2 separate regions of the Homo sapiens genome follow, and region 2 is linked to region 1. A link is a contact called in ENCODE Hi-C or POLR2A ChIA-PET data. All regions are on one chromosome and are shown on one strand. Each heading gives the region's core, a stretch centred on a gene start or an enhancer-like site at or near the end of the contact. The rest is flanking DNA. Distances are from core to core; before and after follow the strand shown.

Region 1 (3,297 bases), core at 276-2,775:
CTCCACCCCCGACTCCACCTCGGGACCTATGACTACCCTTCAGGCATCAGAACACTCAGGGCCTGGAGGCTTGCTTGGGACTGGAGGCTTGCTTGGACAGTTCCTCTGTGTCACTGACACAGGAAATCATTTCTAGGACACAGTGATCAGGGAAGGGTGCCTGGGACTTGGAGGGTCCCATGTATGGACCTGTGTATGCAATACTGTTCTGTCATCTGGAGCTATTTTTAAGATGTGTGTGTTAAATATATACATAGTTTAATATATACACAGTTGTGTGTTTTTAAACAGGTACAGGTCTCAGAGGATGCAGGTTATAGAGGGAGTGGTTGGATCTGGATCTTTTGGCTAAAGTCCCCACTTCCAATCATGAAAATAGTTAACATTTATGAGCATTTAATAGAAGCCAGGCATTCTACTCATCTTTATATAATCCCTCAGCTAGCTTCTCATAACCCCAGTGGGGAAAGTACTGATGTTATTCCCATTTTACAGGAAATAGAAGTTTAGAAAAATTAAATGACTTGACCAAGTTCATTTGGCTAGAAAGTAGCACCTCAAAGATTGGAGCCACCTCACTGAACAGCCCAGTAGCTCCCACCTGCTTGGGCTTGGATGTACTCCCCATCCCTGGCTCCATGCCAGCTTCCCTGGCCTGCTAAGAGGAGGAGGACTACAGAGCTCCACCCTTCCTTTCCCCAGGACTCCTCTGCTCCGGAGTAGGAACTTTACTGGGCCCTGGGTCCTTGCCTGTCTCCACCAGGATTTCTGAAGCAGCTTCTAGTTTAGGGGAAGATTTGCCACAGACAGGAGAGCTGCCTGCAGAGCTCTCTGGCTCAGTAACAAAATTCACTGGGAGCAGAGCTATCTGGAGAGCCCCATATTCCTGCTGACTCTCCCAAGTCAAGAAATAAGAGCGTCTGCAACACAGATCTCTGCTTGTCTGGATGTATTCAACAGGCTCAACTCTGAAGAGGCCTTTGCCCCATGCTCACTTCTACCCAAGTAACCCCTCAGCCTAGCGTAGGATAGACCCCTGGTTCTAGCTTAGGTTAGGACCCTGGATGCAGCTACTCAGCATCATCCGCAGTCCCAGATACCCCTTGTCCAGGGTTGGGGCCAAGGTTAGGGCTGCTGCTCAGCTTTGTCCTCAGCTGGGACCTGCAGCTTAGATTCTGGTAGCCTTAACCTGGGCTTAAGGTGGACTCAGGCTAGGACTAGTGAGACTAGGGACAGTTCCTGTCTCTCAGGGGAGAGAAGTAGCTTACTTAGTCTTATCTGTGGCTGGTGTTAACTCTTCAGCCTCATAGAGGTCCTGAGGTGGCTCATCTACATGGCCAAGTCCTGAGGTACCATCTTGGCCTCCTCCAGAACTTGGATGGCCCTTGTCCTGGCCCTCAAGCCAGGCTGCCTACCAATACCTGGAGTCAAGCTACTGTTCTTGCCAGAGGCCCAGGGGTAGGGACAGTTCCAGTCTTGGCCTCCACCTCAGCCCCTTCCTGGTCTGGAAGGAGTTCCTCTTCTTGGTCTTGAAACTGGGCTCATCATGGCTCCTCAATGGGAGGCTGCTTCCTGTTCATGATCCTGCTTAATCATTGTTGCTTCTCAAATCTCCCAAGCCTGAGATTTGGCTTGGTCCTCCTGTGCCCAGGAGAGAAGGAATTCTACTCAGTGGGCCCCTGGGGCATGGGTAAGAGAAGGAAGCCAGGTTTTTCATTAAGGTTGTATGGCTTAAGGAAGTTCCCTGGGACCACCCACTAGTAGGGCCTCCAGATGAAGGCCACCCAGCCCAGCAGCTCTGAGCAGAGCAGGTGGGCTTAGATGGTGACTTTTACCTGCTTTTACAGGCTCAGTGCTTGATCACACTAGCCTTATCCTTCCTTTCAATGTGGAGGGTGCAAGTGATCCCAGCTGCATCTCAGGACTTTGGAAGACAGCTCAGGGATGCAGGACTTTGGAAACAGCACAGGGATCACCGTGTGACTGAGTTTTAATGGAGTTCCTGAGAGGGTTATCAGACAGAGGTCTCTGAATAGGAGGGTGGAGATCTTAAGCCAAAGTCCTTGGCCTTGAGTACCTGAGAAAGGGGTAAGTTCTGGCATTGATGGGTTTCTTATTTATTTATTTATTTATTTAATTTAATTCTATTTTTTTTTTTTGAGACGAAGCTTCACTCTTGTCCAGGCTGGAGTGCAATGGTGCGATCTTGACTCACCACAATCTCCACCTCCCGGGTTCAAGCGATTCTCCTGCCTCAGCCTCCTGAGTAGCTGGGATTACAGGCATGCACCACCACACCCAGCTAATTTTGTATTTTTGGTAGAGATGGGGTTTCTCCATGTTGGTCAGGCTGCTCTCGAACTCCTGACCTCAGGTGATCCGTCCACCTTGGCCTCCCAAAGTGCTGGGATTACAGGCATGAGCCACCATGCCCAGCTTTTTGCTTCTGTTTTTAAGAGACAGGATCTTGCTATGTTGCCCAGCCTGGAGTGCAATGGCTTATGGGCTCAAGCCATCCTCCTGCCTCAGCCTCCTAAGTAGCTGGAACTACAGACACAGGCCACTATGCCTGGCTTGGTTGCCTTTTTTCTTTTCTTTTTTTTGAGACAATTTCTTGCTATGTTGCCCAGGCTGGACTTGAACCCCTGGACTCGAGCACTCCTCCTACCTCAGCCTCTCAAGTAGCTGGGATTTTAGGAACATGCCACCGCACCCAGCTGCTGAAGGTTTTGAGTGGTGAACAAGGTCTCAGATCCAAGGTCCACAGGCAGGACTGGAGTAGGGGGGTCTGAAGTCCCTGGGAAGGTGAGGGGAGGATCCTAAGCCAGTGGGCAGGAGCATTTCCATAGGTGTGCCTCACCTCAGGAGCTCTCTCAGGTTCACATGGCAGTAAAGCTAGGCACAAGGAGTACTGCACAGTAGTCCCAGCAAGCATCCTGGGTGAAGGCGAGGAAGCAGGGCGCAAGGCTCCTTCAACTGCCTATGTGGCCTCAGGGACCCAAGCCTCCCTTTTTCTTTCTTTTTTTAATTTTTTTTTTTTTTTTTTTTTTTTGAGACAGAGTCTCGCTCTGTCTCCCAGGCTGGAGTGCAGTGGCGCTATCTCACCTCACTGCAAGCTCCGCCTCCCAGGTTCACACCATTCTCCTACCTCAGCCTCCTGAGTAGCTAGGACCACAGGTGCCTGCCATCACTCTGGCTTTTTATTTTATTTTATTTTATTTTGTATTTTTAGTAGAGATGGGGTTTCACATGTTAGCCAGGGTGGTCTGGATCTCCTGACCTCGTGATCCGCCCACC
Region 2 (3,297 bases), core at 309-2,808, 560 kb after region 1:
GCAGGGTCTCCTCTGTCCTCTGGGATGCAGCTTGAGAAATTTGTTCATTTATATATTCCAAAGCCATCAAGCACCCAGTCCATGCCAGCCAATCAACCCCCACAAGTCACTGGTCCCTGAGTCCCAGCTCCCCATTCAGTCAGACCAGAGCCAGCTGCCCAGAAGCGCTTCCGGAGAGGCCTTGTCGCACTGGGATGGCGCTGTGCCAGGCTGCTGCTTTGAGCTTGGGGGTAGGAGGGGGACAGTCCAGGCAAGAGGGACAGAAGCCTGGGGGAGCAGAGGAAAGTAGGTCACTAAAAATGACTTTTTTCTTTTTTTCCTTTTCTGTCCAGAGGCTGTCCCTACACCCTGCCTCACTCGCCACTTTGGTCCTGGCAGAGACAGTCCCCCAGCAGAGGGAGCGAAGAGGGAGGCAGCCAGGAAGGGTCAGGCTCGTCTGCCTCCAGCCCCAGACCGAGGCAGGCTGAGAACACTGTTCTCTCCTTTCCACCCTGCCCTGACTTCCGGCCTAGCCAAATTAGAAAAGACAGACCCTGGGCCGGGCGCAGTGACTCATGTCTGTAATCCCAGCACTTTGGGAGGCCGAGGCAGGTGGATCACCTGAGGTCGGGAATTTGAGACCAGCCTGACCAACATGGAGAAAACCCATCTCTACTAATAATACAATAATTAGCCGGGCTTGGTGGTGCATGCCTGTAATCTCAGCTACTCGGGAGGCTGAGGCACGAGAATCGCTTGAACCCGGGAAGCAAAAGTTGCAGTGAGCCGAGATCGCGCCATTGCACTCCAGCCTGGGCAACAAGAGCGAAACTCCGTCTCAAAAGAAAAAGAAAAGACAGACCCTGTGTCTAAGTTCCGGTATCAGTCCCAGGCAGTGAGCATTTATTGAGCTCCATCTGTGTGCCAGACTGCATGCAAAGTTCTACAGTAAAGAGGGAATAAGAGGCATCAGCCTCTTCCCCTTCCCCTACCAGAAACTCCCAGGTGAATGGGAGAAACAGAACTGTAGGCAAATCAGTGTATCCTGGGATGGGGTGGGAGACATTTGGCTCTCCTTGGCCACCACTGGGACCACTCTGAGGCTGGTAACCCTGGGAAGTGGTGCGAATGAATACAGGGAGCAGGGTGGGGATTGGCCCCTCTCAGGCCCAAGGGATCACCTCAAACCACACTTGTCCCACTCTTCTGCTCCCACCAAGGCCGCAAGTGTGGTTCTGACTTTGGGGCCGAACTGGGGCCTCCTTCCCTTTGGAGCCTTTGGCCAAGTATACAGAGGACAGGTTCCAGGGTTCTTCCTGCACTAGCCTCTGAAAGAGAGGCCATGGCAGTGACAGAGCTCAGGCCACTTCCCCATAGCCTCCAGACCCTCCCCCAGCCCCCATCCTCCAGCCCCAGGGCCTCAGGGAGCAGATTCTTTACATGCCTGTGGCCAGAGGCAGAACCAAGGAAGTGAGCAAGAGGGAGGTCAGCTTAGTGGAGAAAGGAGGAGAAAACGCCCTCCTCCAACCTGCCTCATTATTGACAGGCCGTGGGGAAAGAAGGGGTCACCAACTCCAGCCGTTTGAGCCCAGCCTGCCACCTGGGTCTAGCATTTGAGAATGAAGCCACGCCTCCCGCGGCCTGTCCTATCCCTAGCTCCCCGGGGACAGGCCTGGGCAATCTCTGGAAAGACCACGGTGTATTCTGCTAACCACTCACACTCCTGGTCTGTGCTTGCTCCCTCCACAGTTCAAACTTCCCAAAGAGTACAGCTGGCCTGAAAAGAAGCTGAAGGTCTCCATCCTGCCTGACGTGGTGTTCGACAGTCCGCTACACTAGCCTGGGCTGGGCCCTGCAGTGGCCAGCAGGGAGCCCAGCTGCTCCCCAGTGACTTCCAGTGTAACAGTTGTGTCAACGAGATCTCCACAAATAAAAGGACAAGTGTGAGGAAGACTGCGCAGTGCCACCCCGCAGCCCAGTGGGGTGCCATGCACAGGCCACAGGCCCTCCACCTCACCTCCAGCTCAGGGGCCGCACCCCGCCGCTGGCTAAGCCTTGTGACCCATCAGGCCAGTGAGTGGGCAAATGCGGACCCTCCCTGCCTGCAGCCTGCACAGATTCTGGTTTGAGGTTTGACTCTGGACCCTGGCTGTGCCCCTAGGTGGAGACAGCCCTCTTTCTCACCTACCCCCTGCCGCACAGCCCAGCAGGAGGGAGGCGGACAGCCAGATGCAGAGCGAGTGGATGCACTTCCCAGCTCATCTCTGGAAGCCTTTGCTACTCAAGCTCCTCTGGCCGCGGAACAATTCCTCTGATCATGTTTGGTTTTCTTCTTCCTTATTTTATTTTGTAGAAACCGGGTGGTATTTTATTGCTCTGCAAAGATGTCCAGAAGCCATGTATATAATGTTTTTTAAACAGAACTTCATTCCCCGTTGAACTTTCGCATTCTCTGACAGAGGCCTAGGGCTGTATCTCTCCCTGGGCTGCCACCAGAGAAGGTGCTTGGTGTTCGCCTGCCAGCCCAGAGCCCTGGAGGAGCCGGCTGCACAGAGAGGCTTTTCTTCCCAGCTGGGCCTGGTGGAGCCCGGGGCAGGGGGAGAGTAGAGACACTCCCTTGTGCAGCTTTGAGCCTAGTTTAGCTGGGGCCAGGGAGGGGTGCTACTGTTTTCCAAGTGAATGGGTCTCAAAGACTTGGTGACCCCAGCCTCATCTTCTAGGCCTTTTCCACCCAACCAGGCCTACCTGGGAGAGGGTGAGGTTCAGCACATCACACACCATCCCCACTGTCATTCAGGGCCTGGGTCTCCAGCTCTGTAACCAGTCCTGTCCCATTTCCTCAGTCCCTGGGCCTCCCAGCCTTCAGGCTGTAGGGCTGCCTTACTAAAATTGAAAAATCCACCTCTTAACATCTCTTTCACTTTGGTTTTGCTAACACTGCTCTCTGCTGCCCTCCCATCCTCCCTGTATCCATTCATGCCCTATCTTTCATTCTCCACTCCTAATCCCTCTCCTTTCTGGCATCCTGGCCTCTCGTGGTCCTCAGCCCCTCACCCCCAGTACTGCAGATCTCACAGTTTGCCTTCCAGAAGCCAGCCTATCTCTAGCCCATGGTTTTGGAGTTCCTCTCGGGTTATCTCCCACGCCTGACCTGGAACCAGCAAGCCCCTTTCCTGCCTTCTTACCCCCAACTCTAGGGATGGGACTGTTACAATACTTCAAGATCACTCTTTACACCTCTTCAAAGCAAAGTCATGACAATGCAGGGCTCCTCATTGCTCCCATCTGCCTCTGCTGCACACACAGGCACCAGCAGGG

What was found. A loop is a pair of places that touch in the nucleus more often than their neighbours do. ChIA-PET counts read pairs that join two places held with the same protein, here RNA polymerase II (POLR2A). Pooled maps may share reads with other maps.
Region 2: POLR2A ChIA-PET joins it to region 1 with 10 read pairs in Caco-2. The contact joins two enhancer-like sites. A Hi-C loop is called at or near these places in 1 of 168 maps with a recorded cell type or tissue (B cell), 1 of 37 single-sample maps with no recorded cell type and 7 of 50 pooled maps. POLR2A ChIA-PET finds 5 or more read pairs at or near these places in 3 of 52 experiments (CD8-positive, alpha-beta memory T cell, Caco-2 and activated CD8-positive, alpha-beta memory T cell).

The regions. Positions count from the first base shown.
Region 1 is chr10:102,067,771-102,071,067 of GRCh38, forward strand. It overlaps HPS6 (HPS6 biogenesis of lysosomal organelles complex 2 subunit 3), which reads left to right. Exons shown (of 1, transcript NM_024747.6): 1 at 1-266. The coding sequence ends at 32. Among named protein-coding and RNA genes, the nearest start is that of HPS6, 4.1 kb to the left of the region's middle. Within about 2 kb of position 1,526, at least 2 of the 41 ENCODE cell types and tissues checked have a DNase peak (open chromatin) inside an H3K27ac peak, as active enhancers do.
Region 2 is chr10:102,628,338-102,631,634 of GRCh38, forward strand. It overlaps SUFU (SUFU negative regulator of hedgehog signaling), which reads left to right. Exons shown (of 12, transcript NM_016169.4): 12 at 1,729-3,297. The coding sequence ends at 1,818. Among named protein-coding and RNA genes, the nearest start is that of TRIM8-DT, 13 kb to the right of the region's middle. RefSeq lists enhancers at 122-664, 1,275-1,569, 3,223-3,297. Within about 2 kb of position 1,559, at least 26 of the 41 ENCODE cell types and tissues checked have a DNase peak (open chromatin) inside an H3K27ac peak, as active enhancers do.